Regions from separate parts of the Homo sapiens genome. Here region 2 is linked to region 1. A link is an interaction called in ENCODE POLR2A ChIA-PET data of the cell type or tissue named here. Cell type or tissue: HepG2. All regions are shown on one strand. Links, peaks and the distances in the headings refer to the core of each region. The heading gives the core; the rest is flanking DNA. Region 1 holds the start of LOC124904928 (a long non-coding RNA gene). Region 2 has its middle 61 kb from the start of PTPN1.

Evidence for each region. Peaks named below come from ENCODE experiments on the same cell type or tissue, not always from the same donor. Only the 100,000 strongest peaks of a DNase experiment are listed, where the experiment ranks them.
Region 2: POLR2A ChIA-PET joins it to region 1 with 5 read pairs; 4 of 35 experiments call an interaction of 5 or more read pairs at or near these places.

Annotation. Positions count from the first base shown.
Region 1 is chr20:50,385,314-50,395,288 of GRCh38, reverse strand. It overlaps LOC124904928 (a long non-coding RNA gene), which reads left to right and starts at 7,619. Exons shown (of 2, transcript XR_007067641.1): 1 at 7,619-7,865; 2 at 8,762-9,663. In HepG2, for the core only: no CTCF peak of the experiment used is centred there; DNase peaks (open chromatin) are centred at 4,555, 4,928, 5,728 and 6,318; H3K4me3 peaks cover 567 bases.
Region 2 is chr20:50,444,610-50,454,584 of GRCh38, reverse strand. No RefSeq gene overlaps it. Among named protein-coding and RNA genes, the nearest start is that of PTPN1, 61 kb to the left of the region's middle. RefSeq lists an enhancer at 5,096-6,061. In HepG2, for the core only: no CTCF peak of the experiment used is centred there; DNase peaks (open chromatin) are centred at 3,224, 5,624 and 8,034; H3K4me3 peaks cover 1,008 bases.

The DNA of each region.
Region 1 (9,975 bases), core at 1,228-9,227:
GAGCTGGGCCAACATCTTAGTAGACAGGCTGCCGGGGAGAGAAGGAGCACAGGCTCTGGAGTCTGACAGGTGTGGGTTTGAATCCCAGTTCGGACATTTCATAGCTGTGTGACTTTAGGCAAGTCCTTCTCTCTGAGCCTTGGTTTTTCTCACCTGAAAAATAGGGGAAAACCTTTCATAAGGTTATTATTGTGATTCAGGGAGTTTATGTGTACAAAGAATAGTTTGTAGACTTTGCCGGTTTCTTTATGATCGTCTCCACTCCCCACCCGCAAGATGTTAAGCCCAGCAGGGAGTGCAAGGACCTTTGTCTGTTATTTCTGAAGATCTCCAATGCACACAAGATGTGTTCAGGCTACTTGCTGAATGAATAAATGAATGAAAGTATCAGGCACATAGCAAGTGCTCAAAAACTCTCAGCAATTCGTATTGTTAACGTGCTTGAAAAAGAGGAACTTGGGCATTGAGAGTGACTGACAAATCGTATTGGTGAAGATGAGGAAGGAGCTCAAGGGAGCGGGGGAAGGACACGTGTCATACACAAAAGGACAGGAGGGACACGGAGAGCAAACACCGGGCAGAGGGCTAAGCTGCCTGAAGCTGGGAACCCCAGGGAGTGTAGACGCCGGCCTGGATCCCGGGTCTGGGATGGCAGACATGAAACTTCTTGGGAAGACATCCCTCCCCACAGGCAGGGGGTCCTCACTGGTCTCACACGGGTTGTCCCCATGAACTTGTGGGAGCTTCACGGCTTCTGCATCTGAGGAGCTGATTGGAAGGGGAGGTGGCGTGCAGGCTGACAACGCGATGCTTCGTATTCATCATAATCACAGCAACAAGACCGACTCACACCAATGCAGCCCTTCCCGATGCCAGGCGCTGACCTTCACACGCAGTGACGCGTCGCATCCTCAGAACCACCCCAGGAGGTACCCTGCTATCCTATTCCCATTTTACAGATGCGGACACTGAGGCTCAGAAAAGCGGTGAAGTTTGCCCAAGGTCACACAGTAAGTGGCCGAGCCCAGGCCGACCTCTTGACGTTTCCACTCTCTCCAGCACTCCAGCCACCTGTGACCACATCCACCTCTCCAAGCACACGGGCTTCCTCTCACCGGGGCCTTCCTGGGCGGATCCTCCTTGCGGCACTCAGCTCAGCTGTTCAAGGATGCCAGCGTCAGCTTCCTTGGGCTTCTCCTCAGATGGCCCTGCCTCAGGGAGCTTCCCCCGACCTCCCCCTGCCCCCAGGCCCCTGCCGTCCCTCACTGGGCTGTGACAGCCTAGGCACTCATCTGTTTCCACAATCTTTTATTGTTGTTGTTGTTGTTTTGAGACAGAGTCTTGCTCTGTCGCCCAGGCTGGAGTGCAATGGCGCGATCTCAACTCACTGCAACCTCCGCCTCCCAGGTGCAAGTGATTCCTGAGTAGCTGGGATTACAGGCGCCCACTGCCACGCCCGGCTAATTTTGTATTTTTAGTAGAGACAGGGTTTCGCCATGTTGGCCAGGCTGATCTCGAACTCGTGACCTCAGGTGATCCGCCTGCCTCGGCCTCCCAAAGTGCTGGGATTACAGGCGTGAGCCACCACACCCGGCCTGTCTCCACCATCTTAAGTACAGTGGAGGGGTCTGCATTTTTTCTGGAAACCAGGTGTCCGGCAGAGAGTGGGCACTGCTGGAAACTGTTTTGCAAAATAAACACACTTGTGGGTACAAACTGTGTACCAGGAGGAGCCACGACCCTCAGATCTCTCGGGTCCAGGATTGTACCCAGGACAGGCAGTGTATGGAGGGGAGGCCATGATCACTGAGTCTCTGGCCACTCCCTGGGGCCCTGAGTGTTATTCCCTGGTCTGCTCATATATACAGGCAGCACGGCCCCATGGTTAGCATCCAGGCTCCAAGACCCAACCACGTGGGTTCAAATCCCAGCTAGCTACCAGCCTGCCAGGGGATCCTGGGCAAGTGACTTAATCTTTTGGGCCTCAGTTTACCTATCAGAAAAATAGGGCAAGTGATAGGATTGTCGTGAGCATTAAGTGAATTTTCGAAGTTATTATTTATTTATTTTAGAAACAGAGTCTCACTCTGTCACCCCGGTTGGAGTGCAGTGGCTTGATCATAGCTCACTGCAGCCTCCCAACTCCTGAGCTCAAGCGATCTGCCTGCCTTAGCCCACTGAATAGCTGGGACTACAGGTGCACACCACCATGCCTGGCTAATTTTTAATTTTTTTGGAGAGATGAGGTCTCACTCTGTTGCCCAGTCAGGTCTCAAACTCCTAGCCTTAGGCGATCTTTCTACCTCAGCCTCCCAAGGTGCTGGAATTACAGGCAAGAGCCACTGCATCTGGCCTAAATAATTTTTTGTGTGTGTTTTTTTGAGTCTGGGTCTCACTCACTCTGTCACCCAGGCTGGAGTGCAGTGGTGATATCTCAGCTCACTGCAGCCTCAACCTCCAGGGCTCAAGCAATCCTTTCCATCTCTGCCTCCTGAGTAGCTGGGACTATAGGTACATGCCACCACACATGGCAAATTTTTTATTTTTTGTAGGGATTGGGGGTCTTGCTATGTTGCCCAGGCTGGTCTTGAACTCCTGGCCTCAAGCGATTCTCCCACCTTGCCTCCTAAAGCACTGGGATGAGTGTGAGCCACTGCACCTGGCCTAAATGAGTTTAATACGTAGTTAATATCTGGCTCTTGCCAAGTGCTTCATCAGTGCTAGTGGACATTATTGTTTTAATCATTACTGTTATTATTATTAGGGAAGGCAGATTGTGTAGGATCCTAAGTAGGAAGTTTCGTCTTTATCTTGGGCAGCAGTGGGCAGATTCAAAAGCCTGCTCTGAGTTGGTTTCAGTGACAGTGAGAGAAGTGAGAGGAAGTAAGAGGGCGATGCTAACCATGGTGGCGTCTAGCGCGTGAGCTGTCAGGGCTCTGCCCCACACCTTACCTGTGCCATCGACTTCACCCCCACACACAGCCCCCACCTAACAGAAGTCTCTGCTCACCCCCTTTTCAGACGGGAAAACCCAGGCTCAGTACTATGTCACCTGCCCCAGGGCATATAGCCAGGGAGTGGCCAAGCCTGGGTTCAAACCCTGGGATGTTTCCTATTGCTGCTGTAACAGATTACACCAAACTGAAAATGACACACTTTCATGACCTTACTGTTCTGAAAGTCAGAAAGCCAAAGTGGGTCTTACGAGGGGAAAATCAAGGTGCAGGCAGTATGGAGTTCCTTCTGGAGGCTTCAGGGGAGAATCCATGCCTTGTCTTGAGGCCAATGGCACTCACTGGCTTGCACCGCTCCCACCTCTGCTCCCACTGGAGTCGAAGTGGGCCCTCTGGGCCTGACCCTCCCGCCTCCCTCTCATAAGGCCCCTGGTGACTGCCTTGGGTCCACTGGATAAGCCAGGCTCATCTTCCCATCTCAAGACCCTGAATTGAATCACACCTACAAAGTCCCTTTGCCATGTAAGGTCACATGTTCACAGGCTCTGGGGATTAGGAGGTGGGCACCTTTGGGGGGTCATTATTCTGTCTACTGGACACCTAGAGTTTGGCTCCAATCCTGCCTTTTTGGCTTTCCCTGGGAGTGCCCGGGCTGAGGGTGAACGGAGGAGGCACCGCACGGTGGCGGGGGAGCGAGTGGCCTGGTCTCCGGGCAGGCCTGGGCCTTTATGTAAGGAGGCTGTAAGCCTGGGAGAGTAGGCCCAGGGTTGAGTGAGGACCACCAGGTCAGAGCGAGGGGAGTGAAGAGGCCTAGGACGAAGCTCCTGCTGACCAGAGCCAGAAAAAAGCAGGCCTGGTGGCCAGAGAGGCCGACTTTCCGAAAGAAGCTGGAAATTCTGGGTTTTATACGAAATCGCCAATTTTTAAATGTTGGCAAATGATTCAAAATGATGAAGGAAACCCATGCAGTGCAGGTTATACAAAACCACACAGTGCAGGTCATAACGGAACTCGTCTGAAGCCAGACGAGGCCTGCAGGTGGCAAGCTGGTGGCCTTCAGCCTACCAGGGAGAGAGGGGAAGGCCAGTCCCTGCAGAGGTCAGTGAGCGTCTGGAACACTCGTGGAAGGAGGAGCTCCTTCCACCTGAGGAGCTCCTTGTGCCTGCTCTGCTGGGTGGGGGAAGCCTGGGCAGGGTGTGTTCAGGTGGGGGACAGCAGGCTTCCCCGAGGGGAAGGCCCAGAGCAAGTAGGGGTGCAGACCAGGCTCAGCTCAGCCCCAGTTCCAGCTCTGCCTTCAGGCAGGCAGGGGGCTGTGAGGCCTCGGGCAAGTTACCTGGCCTCTCTGGGCCTCCCTTTGCTCTCAGTGGAGGTTGACTCCACAGAGTATCCAGGCTCATGCATTCATTGAACAAATACTTGCTCTATGCCAGGCCCTGGGGACTTGCGAATGTGCGAAGCAGAGCGAGGCCCTGCCTCCAGGGTAGGTGGACGGGGCGTGGATGTGGAATTGAGCCTGGACTTCCTAAGAAAGGAGTCAAGAGCAGTCAGTTCTTTCCCTGCTGACAACCGCTTCCACAGCCTCATCCTGGAAGTAGCTGTGGTTTGTGACTTTTGTTCATTCATTGAGCACCAGCAGAATGCCATGTGTTCTATCCTCAAAACCTACAGGGTTGGTGTTATTATGGCCTCATTTTACAGGTGGAGAAACTGAGGCCAGGCACACAGGTCACACAGCCAGGAGGAGGCAGGGGTGGGAGGGACCCCTCACCTCTGCCTCTTCTCCCAGGCCCTCTGCCTTAGCTCTGAGCTATTTAGCAGAGGTCCTGGGGAAGCTCTTAGAGCCATCAGCTAGGGCCTACCTGGGGGGAATGTGGAAGGAATGTCTTCTGTGTATGCTAAACTTTGTCCTGAATTTACCTCCTGTCAACTTCAAGCAGACCCGGTGCCTGACCTTGGCCACTGCATGGCCCTTGGTGCCTTTAGAGATTTCAAACTGATCCTCTTTCATCTTTCCGGACATGAGGCCTGAGCATTTTTTTTTTTTTGTCTCTCCTCCTGAGGCCATCCTGGGACTCCCTAAGCCATTTTATAATCACAGTGTCCAAGCACAAGCACCTGCTATGTATGCGCCAGGCACCCGATGGGCACAACCTCAGTTAACCTTTAACAATCCCATGAGCCCAGTGCCAGGGCTGATGAGAAACTGAAGTTCGACAGGGCCGAGTCACTTGCCCAAAGTCACACAACCATAAACGAATGGGTTCAAAGCTATACCATTACCCACCGTGCCACACGGCTTCTCTCCACCAACCACTGGGGGGTGGGAGGGGTGGTTCTGCTCTGCGCCGAGAACTTCACCAGCCTTCTGCTTAATTCATTGCCAAGACAAATCCCTGAGCATTTTGTTTTCCTGCAAGTCCCCAGTGTGGGGGCTTCTTCCTGGGATGGGGGACTGGGTTTCTAATGTATTCGGAAGCCGCTTTCTAAGACCCTTTTCTTGTCTCCAAACCCGCCCAATTGTTTTGTGTGGGGTTCCACAGTGGGGAAGTTCTCTCCATCTTTTCTCCCATGGTTGGGAAGGCGAGAAGGGCATTAACGGTGCATGCTGACAGTAGGGTGCAGGGGAGGGCTTTGGCGTCCTGGATTCCAAATGCCAAGGGAAGGCCTGGTCAGGAGGGTGGAGTTGCCCAGTTAGAACTTGGCTGGTTCTTATCAGCTCTGGAGCTCTGTGCCGGGCAGGCGCTGGAATCAAAGGAGGCCAGGCCTGTTTATTTACTTTCTCCCCTCCTTTTTGGCAAAAGGAGATCAAAGGTAAAAGCAAATGCTCCGCTCTGCACCCCTCCTCCCTTCGTTTCTTCCTTTTTCTTTCCTCCCTTAGAAGCCTGAGAACTAAAAGCCGTAGATGTAAAGGGAGGGTTTTGTCATCACCACTGTTTCCCTGGCACCGACACTGCACTGGGCCCCGGGCTAAGAATTTTGCAGAATGGCACAAATCTCTGCAACTAACATGATGTGTGACAGCTCTTATTATCCCCATGTGGCAGAGGAGGAAACTGAGGCACTGAGCGGGGAAGTCGCTCTTCACAGGTTGCTCAAGCCTCTCTAGCTTCTAGCTCCATGCTCTTTTTCTTTCTTTCTTTTTTCTTTTTTAGAGGCAGGGTCTCGCTCTGTCACCCAGGCTGGTCTTGAACTCCTGGCCTCAGGCATTCCTCCCACCTTAGCCTTCCAAAGCATTGGAATTGCAGGCCTGAGCCACCGCGCCCGGCCCAGGTGGACCAACTTAATCATGCTCTTAATCATGCCTGAAGCCACATCCCTCCTCTAAATACACATTTCCACTATGCAAAATGAGAACAGTACAAAGGTGGCTAACAGCAGAAATCCAACTTCAAAGGTTCCCTGAGTCCTTCTGTTGTGTAGTGAGTTCAGAGGCTACGAACACCCAAGCAAGACACACAGATGATTGAAGGCAGTCAGGTGGGATGCAGTAGGGAATGGTGGAGACTGTGGTGAAGTGGAGAGTCCCCGAGATGCAACTCAGCATCAATCCATTGCTGCCTTGCAAAAATAAGGGCCCAGTGTGGTCGGGACTTTTGGACAAGCCAGGTGTTTTATGTGAACTCCCTGGATTTGTAGTAGAAGATGGGAGTCCATTTTTGTTTTTTGCTGATAGTGGGCTCGGCTGGGGTCCTGGATTAAATATTCCATTTTCCCAGTGAGTTGAAATATTATCTTTGTCCTGATCCTTCTCATTGTTCTTTCATTTTGTACTTTTTTCTTTGTGAACTCAAAGATTGTTTTATCCAACTAAAAAAACCTTGTGGGTCGCTACTTTAAATTGCATTAAGTTTTATGTATGTTGGCAGAATGGTCATCTTAAGGATGTGAAATCTTCCCATCCAATTATTCTCATCTTATTTGGTGCCCTTTGGGAGGATTTTCAAAGTTTTCTTCCAAAATATCTTGATTTTTAAAATAATGCCAAAATTCCAAGCTGTTTGAACTGCATGGGCCAAGCAACATCTCCTGGGGGCTGTGTTTGGCCCAGGGGATCCCTGTTGCTCCCTGAGATTCAGGGCAGCCTCACCCCATGGGGGAGACTGAACACGCTGTCATTCAAAGATAACCCTGTCCCAGGCGGGAAGATCTCCAGCGCCAGAGAACTGGGGGCAGACTGGGCTGGGAAACTCTGGGATGTTCGCTGCTTGACCCACTCTGTGGGAAGCCAGTGTGCCCACTTCCTTCACACTCAGCCAGATAAGCCCGCCGAGGCTGTGCCTTCCTGCTGAGGCTCCTGCCAGCTCATTTTTGACCAGCACTTAAAACAACAATTAAAAACAACTCATATGGTGTGCTTTGCTTTTGAAAAAGCAAAGCAATTTTTTCACTTTGTATTTTTATTTTTGAGACAAGGTCTAGCTGTCACCAAGGCTGGAGTGCAGTGGCATGATTACGGCTCACTGCAGCCTCGACCTCTTGGGTTCAAGCAGTCCTCCCACTTCAGCCTCCGGAGTAGCTGGAACTACAGGCAGGTATCACCACGCCCTGCTAATACTTTAATTTTTTTTTTTTTATAGAGATAGGGTCTCACTATGTTGCCCAGATGGGTGTTGAACTCCTAGACTCAAGCGATCCTCCCGCCTCATCCACCCAAAGTGCTGGGATTACAGGTGTGAGCCACCTTGCCCAGTGTGCAAAGTACATTTTTTAAAAATAAGAAAACACCTTCCGTTGGTCCAGGAATATGTATTGAGATCCACTAGTGCCAGGCACTGGGCAAGGCTCTGGGGACGGGGTGAAGTTCCTGCTTTCCTGGGTCTGAAGCTCTAGCGGGGAACACAGGCGATAAGCCCAGAAACAGATGAAAAAATACGGCGCATTCCAGCGACGGTCAGGGCAGAAAGAGATAAGGTGAGTGGAATAAGAGGGACCGGAGGGCCACCTTAGGCAAGAGCTTGGGGACGACCTCTCAGCAGAGGTGACATTTTGCCGAGACGGGAATGACGAGAAGGAGACAGCGGTGGGACTCCTGTCTCAATGGTCACTCTGATACTCAGGAAAGCACTGTGGCTTTTGGGCATTTAACCGGCCAAACTTTTTTGCCTAATTATATTTTTATATTTTGTTATTTATTTATTTAATTTATATATTACATGTTTGCATTTTCTAAAAACCAAAAGTAGCCATGCAGTGTTTTATAACTGCCTATTTTTCCTACTTGAAGCCTCAGTTTCCCCATGTGTCAACTGGAGATGTTCTCAGTAGCCACCCCACGTGAAGGCAAAACACAGGCCGATGTGAGGATTTGCTAAGGAAATGACCTATGGAACACAATTGATCCAAAGATGAGCAATTATTGGTATATTTTTATTATCATTTTATTATTATTTTTATGAGTCCCAAGAGGTGGAGATTGGCATTTCCATTTTGCAGGTGAGATTTTTCAGCCTCAGAGAGTCACACATCAAAGGCTGAGATGCGAGCAGTTGGACAGAGGGCAGGACGGCATTCCTCTGACCCCCCAGCCTGAATACAGTGAAACCTCAGCCAGATAGAGCCCCTTTTTCTTGGGAGAGGAAGTCGAGGCTGAAACCAGCTGCTTCTTTTTGGTCGTTTTTTTCCCTTTCTGCGATGTTTGTTTTTGTGAACATCGTACTTATCTGATGTCACAGGTTTTGGGAACCTAAACCACAGACATAAATACATTGTGTTGTGCTTTGAAGGATTGTGCAGCGAGATAAGTGAGTTTGGTGATGGGGGGATACAGCGTGCATGGACGCAGGGCTTTTTTTTTTTTTTTTTTGCAGAACTAAGAACGTCAATGTTTGTTCTCGGGTTCAAAGAAGTCAGCGTCTTTGGCGGGAGCTGGGCCACCATCGCCCGGACCACGCTGGGGTGCTAAGTGCTCACATCCTCCCCAGCACTGTCCTCAACAGCCAAGAGGCAGGCACAGGGGAAAACCCACCAGCAACACCAGCACCACAGCGTCCACACCCGCCGAGGATGCTGCACAAAAGGCCCATGGACCAGGGTGCCTGGGGGCAGGGCATGCTGGGCACCGTCCATCTTCTGGCAGCTTCTGGTTAACCCGAAAATCCTGTTTGGTTTTCCTGTGTCTTTTGAGAATGTCACTCAAACCCCTGAATCCTCTCTGTGATCTAAGTGTCATGAGGCCTGCAAAACCTCGCTTCCTGCAGCAGACTTCTCCGCTTCCTGGCCCCCATGAAGACTGTTATCCACAAGTAGCCAGAGGGATTCTGTAAAAATCAAAGTCAGGGCAGGGCCCTCCTCTGCTCAAAACCCTCCCATGGCTCCCTACTTCACTCAGGGAGGAAGCCACGCCCATATTGTAGCCTCTTCCACCTCTCACACTCATTGCACAGGCGGCCACCAAGCCCCTTTCTACCCCAGTGCCTTTGCACTTGCCACCCCCTTACTTCATTGCAATCCCTTCTTAGCAGAGAGGCTGACCCTGAATTCCCTCCTGAAATAGTGACCCTTCTCAAATAAGTCTCCCCTCGCCTTGCCTTATTTGTCTTCATATCTGTTCGTCACTACCTGACATGTTAGATATTTATTATTTTCTCTCTTGCCGTTGGGCCTAAGTTCCCAGGGCCTCTCATGTTTCTCCAGCGCCCAGAGGCTGACTGGCTTATGGAGTGAGCGCAATCATTTCCTTTTGTGTGTGAATAAATGAAAGAATCTTGGACCTGACCGCTTCAGACCAAGGGGTTTAGCCCAGGTCTCTGGGACAATGAGGATTCTTAAGGATTTTTCACTGGGGATTGACAGAACCAATTGGTTTGGGAGAGATCACTGCAGCTTCTGAAAGAAGCCACCTGTCCCATGAGGGCATGTGCCATATGGAATACAGACAACTTGATATCAGTGCCCCCCTCCTCGGAGGGTGGGGGGAGGGGGGCGGGTGTTTCAGGAATTAAATCAGAAAATATTGGGATGAGGCTTAGCCCTGTCCTTGGCGCACAGGAAGTACTCAGCCAGTGGTCATGATCAGCATCAG
Region 2 (9,975 bases), core at 736-8,735, 60 kb before region 1:
TACTAAGGAAGCTGAGGTAGGAGAATCTCTTGAACCTGGGAGACAGAGATTGCAGTGAGCCGAGATCATGCCACTGCACTCCAGCCTAGGTAACAGAGTAAGACTCCGTCTCAAAAAAAAAAAAAAAGAAAATCTCTATATATAGAAATAAACTACTAAGAATATTAGTGACTTTGTTCCAGCCAAATGGCCAATAACAAAAGGTGCAAATAGCAAAAGGTGGAGGTGGGGGGCGGGTGGTTGCAAGCGGTATAGTGACTTTCAGTGTAGATGAAATTATGGAAGACGCAGCTCACGAAGCATCTTGGGCCTATCTAGATTCTTCTCAGTAGAGTTAACCACATTCAAACAGAGCTTTCAAAGTTTCCTCATTCTTATAAACCTGGCTGTTTAAAACGTACTTTCGAAACTTCCCGAGAATTCCATAAAGTAGAATCAGATCGCTGTATAGATTGATTGGTTAATTGAACAAATACACATTGTTTTATGTGATGGAGGTGTAGCAATGAACAAGACAATCATGATTCCTCATGTCCTAGAGTCCATGGGTCTAGAGGGAGTGCCAAGCAGATAACAAGTAAAGAGCAACAACAATGCAAGAAACAAATATGACCATTTCAGAACCTAAGAGGCACTGGGAAGAAACTGAGGCCAGGGAATGGAACTGATGATGGCTGGTGTGGATAGTGGTCAGTGAGGGGCTCTCCTCTCTGAGAAGGTAACCTTTGAACTGAGACATGAAGGAGGAAAAGGAACCAACCACAAGAAAATCAGGGAAAGGGTAATTCCAGGCAGCAGGAATAGCTAGGGCAAAAGCCCTGAGGCCACATTGAGCTTTGCTGTGATAGGAACAAGAATGGTGGCCAGTGTGGTGTGGGCTTAGAGAGACAGCCAGAGAAGAACGGAAGAGCCAGATGGAGAGGCGAGCAGTGGCTGCTTCTGTGATCTTGTGGGCTTGGTACAGAGTCCAGATGAGGAAACTGAGGCTCAGAGAGGTTAAGTAACTTGCCCAAGGTCACACATTTAATGATGGCTGAACCAGGATTCAGACTTGGGTTCCCAACTTCATACCCAGTCCTCTCAACACTCACCTCTGCCCATATGTGGCAAAAGCATTAAACATGTATTTCCAGACAGGACAGCCTGCGCTCTAAGAACACTGTGTGTGTGTGTGTGTGTGTGTGTGTGTGTGTGTGTGTGTGTGTGCGCGCGCGCGCGCGCACGCATGCATCTGCGTGTGTTTGTATGTGTGTTTTAATTGCAAGGAAAAGTACACACATTATACATAAAGAGCTCAGTGAATTCTCGCCAAGTGGACACATTCGTGGAATGAGCACCCAGATGTACACAGGACATTCCAGAAGCCCCCTTGATGTCTCTCCTGGTAAATCCTCCCCACCACCACCCCCAAGGTTAATGGCTGTCCTGAATTCTAACCCCATAGATGACTTTTGCTGGTTTTGAACTTTCTATAAAGGGAAGCACACAGTGTGTGCTCTTCCCATCTGGCTTCTTTTGCTCAGCATCCTGACTGCACAGCTTGTAGAGTTCCAGTCGACTTTGACTGCCACTCAGCAAGAGCGCAGGTGGACTCCCAGAGCGCTTCCTTCCCATGAAGGCCAGGAGAAAGCCACTTGCCCAAAAGCAGTTCAAAGTACGTTGTTACGTGAAAAAGTCAGGTACAAAACCATCTGCATAGCTCAATCCCATTTTTGGAAGGGATAAAAAAGGTCTCTTTTTATGCAGAATCAAAAATGATCCTGAAAAATATGTTAAATTTCCTCTCAACCGTGGTGCATTATAAACACTTAGCAAATCCAAATAGCCCCTGGATGGAGAGGGGTCATCTTGTGTTTGGGGCCATGTTGAACAAAAAATAGGACCTGCCAGCTACACTCACTTGCCATATGAAAATTGTCATTCTCAGCCGGGCTTGGTGGCTCACGCCTGTAAATCCCAGCACTTTGGGAGGCTGAGGCGGGCAGGTAACTTGAGGCCAGGAGTTTGAGATCTGCCTGGCCAACATGGTGAAACCCCATCTCTACTAAAAATACAAAAATTAGCCAGGCGTGATGGTGCTCACTTGTAATCCCAGCTACTCTGGAGGCTGAGGCAGGAGAATCACTCAAACTCGGGAGGCAGAGGTTTCAGTAAACCAAGATTGCACCACTGCACTGCAGCCTGGCCAACAGAGCAAGACTCTCTCAAAAAAAAAAAAAAAGAAAAAGAAAAGAAACGAAAAAATAAAGATTGTCACTCTCCCCATCACCCTTTTTGGCCCACTGATGCCCAGTGAAATTGCGTGAGTTAAATGCCTGGTAGATACAATTCTACAAGATTCAAGTGTTATGTGGAGGTTTTTCCTGCGTAGTGGGGATGGCAGGTGGATTTTTTGTGTTTCTTATCTATTTATTCTAACCTTTCTTCCTTCCTTCCTTCCTTCCTTCCTTCCTTCCTTCCTTCCTTCCTTTCCTTCCTTCCTTCCTTCCTTCCTTCCTTCCTTCCTTCCTTCTTTCTTTTTCTTTCTTTCTTTCTTTCTTTCTCTTTCTTTCTTTGAGAGATAGGCTCTCACTCTGTCGGCCAGACTGGAGTGTAATGCCGCAATCTTGGCTCACTGCAACCTCCGCCTCCCAGACTCAAGCCATCCTCTCACCTCAGCCTCCCAAGTAGCTAGGACTACAGGCACATGCCACCGTGCCCGGCTAATTTTTGTATTTGTTTTGTAGAGATGGGGTTTCACCACGATGCTCAGGCTGGTTTCAAACTCTGGGATTCAAATGATCTGCCCACCTTGGCCTCCCAAGGTGCTGGGATTACAGCTGAGGGTCACCACGCCCAGCCTTACTCTAACTAGCAAAAAATAAGAACAAGAATTCATATATACTAAATAAGAACTGCAGCAGCAGCAGCAGCAATAAACTGGCAAAACAAAAAGAAAGCATTTCTGTCTCCGTTTATGTGCTTCCAGAAGGTCAGCTAGAGAAAGGGCACGTCACCCCGATGCACTGAGTCGATTGCACAAGAAAGGGAGTGCCGACTCCTCCACATCCAGGGGATCATCCAGCCTATATGTGGTTTAAGGGGCAGCCTCAAAGCCAGAAGGACTCGGGTTCAAACCCGAGCATTGCCCCTTACCAGCTGTGGCTCGGTTACTCCTCCTGCATAACAAACCCACCCCAGAACACAGCGGTGTAAAGCAGCCATTCTACTCGCCTGGAATGATATCTCTCAGATCCTGTGGTCAGGAATGCAGACAGGGCACAGCAGGACAGCTTGTCTCTGCTCCACAGTGTCTGGGGCCTCGGCTGGGACAGCCTGAAGGCTGAGGGCGACTTGGTGGCTGGGGTGCTGGCCTCGGTCGGAGAGTCTTCACTTGCGTGTCTGGCAGCTGCTACCGCAGCTGGGCCATCAGAAAGACACCTGTGTGTGACTTCTTCGTGTGGTCTCTTCACTTGGGCTGGTTTGGGTTTCCTCACAACATGGTGGGAAGGGGGAGTGACTGCTAATGGGTGTGAGGTTCCTTTCGGGGGCAATGCAAGTGTTCTAAAATTAGGTAGTGGTGATGATTGCACAACTCTGTGAATACACCAAAACCCACTGGATTGTGTACTTTAAAAGGGTGAGTTTTATGGTATGTGAATTATATCTCAATAAAGCTGGGGGGGTTTTTTTTTACAAAAAAAAAGAAGCAGAAACAGATCATGAGGATGAGAGATGATGCTGTAAGCATCTTAAGACAACACGATGCGCAGCTGGGTGCACTCCCTGTAATTCCAGCATTTTGGGAGGCCGAGGCAGGAAGATGGCTTGAGCCCAGGAGGCTGCAGTGAGCTATGATCTTGCCACTGGACTCCAGCCTGGGCAACAGAGCAAGAAAAAAAAAAAAAAAAAAACAGAAAACACAATTTGCCACACTGTGTGAGGCACTATCTTTCTATGCCTCAGTTTCTTCTTCTGTAAAATGGGACTATTTAATAATCAAATGAACTCATAGGGTCTTTCAGGGTGAAGAAAGGTAATTCTGAGCCTAGTAGCTGGCACATAGTGAGTGCTCAGGAAATGTTATTATTTCAAACAATAAAATGCCATAAGGCAGCAGTGTGTAGAGTTAATTAAAACAACAGGTTTTAGAGCCAACCCACAAATTTGAATCTAGCTTTCTCAGTGGTTAGTTACTTAACCACTCTAGATCTGTTTCATTATCTGTAAAATGGAGTTAACATAGTACCTGCCTCATACACTGTGACAATCAAATGAGTTAATAGCACGAAGGGCTTGGAACGGTGCCTATGTGCAATACAGCACAGTACACAGTAGGTACTACATAGTTGCTGACTGTTATTGCTTCTGGCATTTCCCTGGCTTCCTGGCGCTGCTTAGGTGGTGTGGATCCATTGGAAGCGTTTGTGTAATAGTAATAACAACAATGATGCTAACAGCTGGCCCTTATCCACTGTCACAGGATGAGGAGGGGATGCTGGGCACCCCCTCATACCAGCCACCAGGGAATTCCACACAGGAGCTGGGCTGGCTGCAGAGGGCTGAGTGGTAGACCCCAGGGGAAGGTGAGGCATTCAGCCGGAGGGGACTGGATTCCCAGAGGAGCAGAGGAGCAGAGGATCCTGGGGCCACTGAGGGGCTCACAGGGCTGCGGGGAAGGGAGCTATAGGCTGGAGCAGAGAGCAGGAAAGATGGGCAGAGGCCAGACAGCCAAGAAGCTTGCAGCCTGGACTGTGCCCTGAGATTCTTGGATGCTCTTTCGTTTTCTTACTGAAAATACTGGAAAAAACAGCCTTGTCCCATCTTAGGACAAACGTGTTTCTCTCTTCCTTCTTGGCCTCTGCGGGGGTGACTCTCTTCCAGCTATCCTCTCATTCCCTCCTAAGGTTCATAGCAACACCTAACACGGACAGCTTCGAAGATCCCTGAATGGTGCTAAAGGCTTTTTGCCGTAGGCTTCCCAGATTCTCACAACAGCCCTACAGAGGTTATGTAGAGAGACCCATTTTATAGAAGAGGATACTGGGGATGGAGGGAGGAGCCATTTGCACAGGTCATACACTAATGAGTGGCAGAAACAAAATCAATCTCTGACGCCTTCTCTCATTCTTTCTACAAGTCCCACTGATGGACTACTCTGCTCCAGGCATAGTTAGACTCGGGGATACAGCAGTGAACGAGAGAAATCATTGCTGGCCAGGCGCGGTGGCTCATGCCTGTAATCTCAGCACTTTGGGAGGGTTAGGTGGGCAGATCGCTTGAGGCCAGGAGTTCGAGACCAGCCGGGCCAACATGGTGAAACCCCATGTCTACTAAAAAAAAAAAAAATTGCCAGGTGTGGTGGCTTACACCTGTAATCCCAGTTACTCAGGAGGCTAAAGCACTTGAACCCAGGAGGTGGAGGTTGCAGTGAGCCAAGATTGTGCCACTTCACTCCAGCCTGGGCAACAGAGTGAGACTCTGTTTAAAAAAAAAAAAGAGACATCACTGGTTCCCTCCTCAAGCTGATGCCCTACGGCAGGAGATAGACAACTCAACAACAAGAAAAAACGTCTCCTGTATATTGAGGCCAGGAAGTTCACTGTAGTGACCAACCCAGCAGAGCAAGGGAGGAGAATGTCAGGAATGTGGGCTGTTTCAGCAGCTTTAGCCCTGAGAAGGGAGGGAGGAAGCCTTGGGAATATCTGGGGGCGGCGTGTGCAGGGCAGAGGGAACAGCAAGTGCAAAGGCCCTGAGGTTGGATCATGCAAGCACAATGTGGCTGGAGGAGAGTGAGTGAGGGGAGTTTCTCCTAAGTGCCAAAAGGAGTTGGGAAACAGGCCAGGCATGTTGGCTCAGGCCTGTAATCCCAGCACTTTGGGAGGCCAAGGCCAGAGGATCACCTGAGGTCAGGAGTTTGAGATCAGCCTGGCCAATATGGTGAAACCCCGCCTCTATTAAAAATACAAAAATTAGCCAGGTATGGTGGTGCACACCTGTAGTCCCAGCTTCTTGGGAGGCTGAGGCAGAAAAATCGCTTGAACTTGGGAAGGGGAGTTTGCAGTGAGCCAAGATTGCACCATTGCACTCCAGCCTGGGCATCACAGTAAGACTCCGTCTCAAAAAAGAAAAAAAAGAAGAAGAAGGCCAGGCACGGTGGCTCATGCCTGTAATCCCAGCACTTTGGGAGGTCAAGGCGGGAGGATCACTTGAGGTCAGGGGTTCGAGACCAGCCTGACCAACATGGAGAAACTCCATCTCTACTAAAACTACAAAAATTAGCCAGGCATGGTGGCGCATGCCTGTAATCCCAGCTACTCAGGAGGCTGAGGCAGGAGAATCACTTGAACCTGGGAGAGGGAGGTTTTGGTGAGCCGAGATCGTGCCATTGCACTCCAGCCTGGGCAACAAGATCGAAACTCTGTCTCAAAAAAAAAAAAAAAAAAAAAGAGCCGGGAAACACAGTATGTCCAGACTCCAACCTCTTGTCACCACCTCCATAGCCACCGCCCTGTCCTGCCACTGCCACCCTGCACCCGGACCACTGCAGTGGGTCCTTGCTGGCCTCTTAGCTTCCACCTTTCTCCTCCATCCCACCCCACCCGCTTCGCACACACAGTCCAGTCTCCACATGTAGCTAGAGGGAGTCTATCACCCATACAACCACATTGCCTCTGCTCAGAATCCTCCACGGCTCCCACCTCACTTAGAGTAAAAGCCAAAGATCCTATGAGGCCCTGCAAGATTGATACCTCATCCCCTCTCTGACCTCATTTCCACCCCCTTCCCCTCACTCACTCTTCTCCAGCTGCACTGGCCTTCTTGCTGCTTCACAGACACACAAGGAGCAGTCCTGCCCCAGGACCTTTGCACTTGCTGTTCTTGCTGGCTGGACTGTTCTTTCCACAGATATCCTGAAGGCTTGCTGTCCTTACCAGCTTCAGATCTTTGCTCAAATGTACCTTCCTCCTAAGGCCTTCCTTGACCACACCCAGCATGCCTTCTCCACCTTTGCAGCACTATTTTCACTGTCAGCAGAACTTACCACCCTCTGGAATTTATGCTTTTCCTTCTTTTTCTTCATTGCCTCACCAGCCAGAATATAAGTTGCATGAAGGAGGAATTTGTGTCAGTTTTGTTTGCAGCTTTCTGGCACATAGTAAGTGCTCAATAAATCTTGGTTGAGTGAATGAAGTACAAATGAAAAAAAGAATTGAGTGAAGTGGTCCTGATGGAGGGCGACAGGGAGTGGTGGGGACTGTGGCAAACGGGGAGCCCTTGCCCCATCTGGAAGGAGCAACTACCGTTTGACGGCAGCCTGAAGTTTCCACGTGGGAATGTGGGCTCAGGGCGGCCAGAGAGCCAAGAGTTTCAAGGGAAGCCAGAAACTCCTGCATTTACATGAAATGTCTTGATTTTGAAACCACTGCTGACCAAAAATCCACATCTTCCATGTTCTTAGGTGGGAGACTGCTGTTTGAGGCCTCCAACCTGGGTCAAAATGCTTGCAGTGGGTTTCATGGAATCCCAAGATATCTGGGAAAGCTGACTGGGGTTACAAGAGAGGAGTCTCGTAAGTGGAGTCAGCCTTTGAGTGTTTCTGTGAAATAAGTGTCATTTTCATTGTGAGGTTCTGGAAATGATTTTATTTCCGGGTGAGCTTCCTGCTCTTGTTTCAACTTTCAATCCTACTCTCCTATTCCTGCCAGGCCTGGGCATTTTTCTTCCACTCTGGAGAAAAAAATCAAAAGTAAATATTGGCAGAAGATTGGCTTTATTGTGGTCCTGATAAGGAATAGCATAAAACGGAAAGAGTGAGATTTTATTCCCCTCCCACAACTTCCACTCCGACCCTACTTCTTTAATATTTACTCACAAATTTCACTTCATAGAAACTCTTGGTGTTAGTTTTGTTACCAACAGGGCTGCCACATGGGGTGTGCCCTCACAACTCCAATGGCTCCATTCTACAAATGGCCCAATGAACGGCACCCGCTGAAGTTGTGCTGTGATTGCCTGTGAAGTCACGCGTCCCTTAATGACAGGGCTATGTTTTGAGAAGTGTGTTGTTAGGTGATTTCGTCATGACGAGAACATCGGAGTGTACTCACACAAGCCTAGATGGCATAGCCTACTACACACCCAGGCTACACGGTGGAGCCTGTGGCTCCCGGGCTGCAAACCTGTACAGCACGTGACTGTACTGAAAACTGTAGGCCAGCGGTCCCCAACCTTTTTGGCACCAGGGACCGGTTTCGTGGAAGAAATTTTTTTCCAAAAACCAGTGTGAGGGGGATGGTTCCGGGACGATTCAGGTGCATTACATTTATTGTGTGCTTTATTTCTACAATTATTACAGTGTAATATATAACGAAATAATTATACAACTCACCTTCACGTAGAATCAGTGAGAGCCCTAAGCTTGTTTTCCTGCAACTAGACGATCCCATCTGAGGGTGATGGGAGACAGCGACAGATCATCAGGCGTTAGATTCTCATAAGAAGCACACAATCAAGATCCCTCACATGGGCAGTTCACAATAGGGTTCGAGCTCCTATGAGAATCTAATGGCACCACCAGTCTGACAGGAGGTGGAGCTCAGGTGGTAATGCGAGTGATGGGAAGTGGCTGTCAATACAGATGAAGCTTTGCTCACTCACCTGTCACTCACCTCCTGCCGTGCAGCCCAGTTCCTAATAGGCCACGGACTGGTACCTTGGAGGGTTGGGGACCCCTGCTGTAGGCAATGGTAACACAATGGGAAGTATCTGTCTCTAAACATACCTAAACGTAGAGAGCATACAGTACAAATACCGCCTTACAGTCTTACAGGACCACGGTCGTATATGTGGTCCATCATTGACCAATGTCATTATGTGATGCATGACTGTGTATATTTGTTTATAGCGTCTCATTTTTATTGTCTGTGGCATAGTAATCCTTTGGCAAATGTTTTCTGCTTTGTAAAAGTAACACAAGCATGTGGAGAAAAACTCAAGCAGTGTAAAAGGCCATGTCGTGCAAAATATCTTCCTTCTCATTTCCTCTGACATTTCCCAGTTCCCCTCTTCAGAAGCACCTCTTGTTGCCAGTTGTTAGTGTGTCCTTTTAGAGATATAAACAAATATCTGTCTCTCTCTCCCCGCTTCTCTCTCCAGTTGTCCCTGGTATCCTTGGGGATTGATTCTAGGACCTTCCACAGATATCACAATCTTTAGATGCTTGAGTCCCTTATGTAAAATAAAGTAACATTTGTATATAACTTAGGCACATCCCCCTGTACACTTCAAATCATCTCTAGATTATTTATAATATGTAATGCAATGTAAATCCAATGTAAATAGTGGTTTTAATGTATTGTTTAGTGAATAATGACAAGAAAAAGTCTGTACATGCTTAGTACAGACACATTTCTTCTTTGAATATATATATATATATATTTTTTTTTTTTTTTTTGAGACAGTCTTACTCGGTCACCCAGGCTGGAGTGCAGTGGCAAGCTCTCGGCTCACTGCAACCTCTGCCTCCCAGGTTCAAGTGATTCTCCTGCCTGAGCCTCCTGAATAGCTGGGATTACAGGCGTGTGCCACCACACTGACTAATTTTTTATATTTTTGGTAGAGATGGGGTTTCACCATGTTGGCCAAGCTGGTCTCGAACTCCTAACCTCAGGTGATCCACCACTTTGGTCTCCCAAAGTGCTGGGATTACGGGCATGAGCCACTGTGCCCGGCCTCTTTGATTTTTTTTTTTTTTTTTTTAGACAGAGTCTCGCTCTGTAGCCCAGGCTGGAGCTCGGCTCACTGCAACCTCTGCCTCCCGGGTCCCGGTTCAAGCAATTCTCCTGCCTCAGCCTCCCAAGTAGCTGAAATTACAGGCACATGCCACCGTGTATTTTTAGTAGAGACGGGGTTTCACCATGTTGCCCAGGCTGGTCTTGAACCCCTGACCTCATGATCCACCAGCATCGGCCTCCCAAAGTGCTGGGATTACAG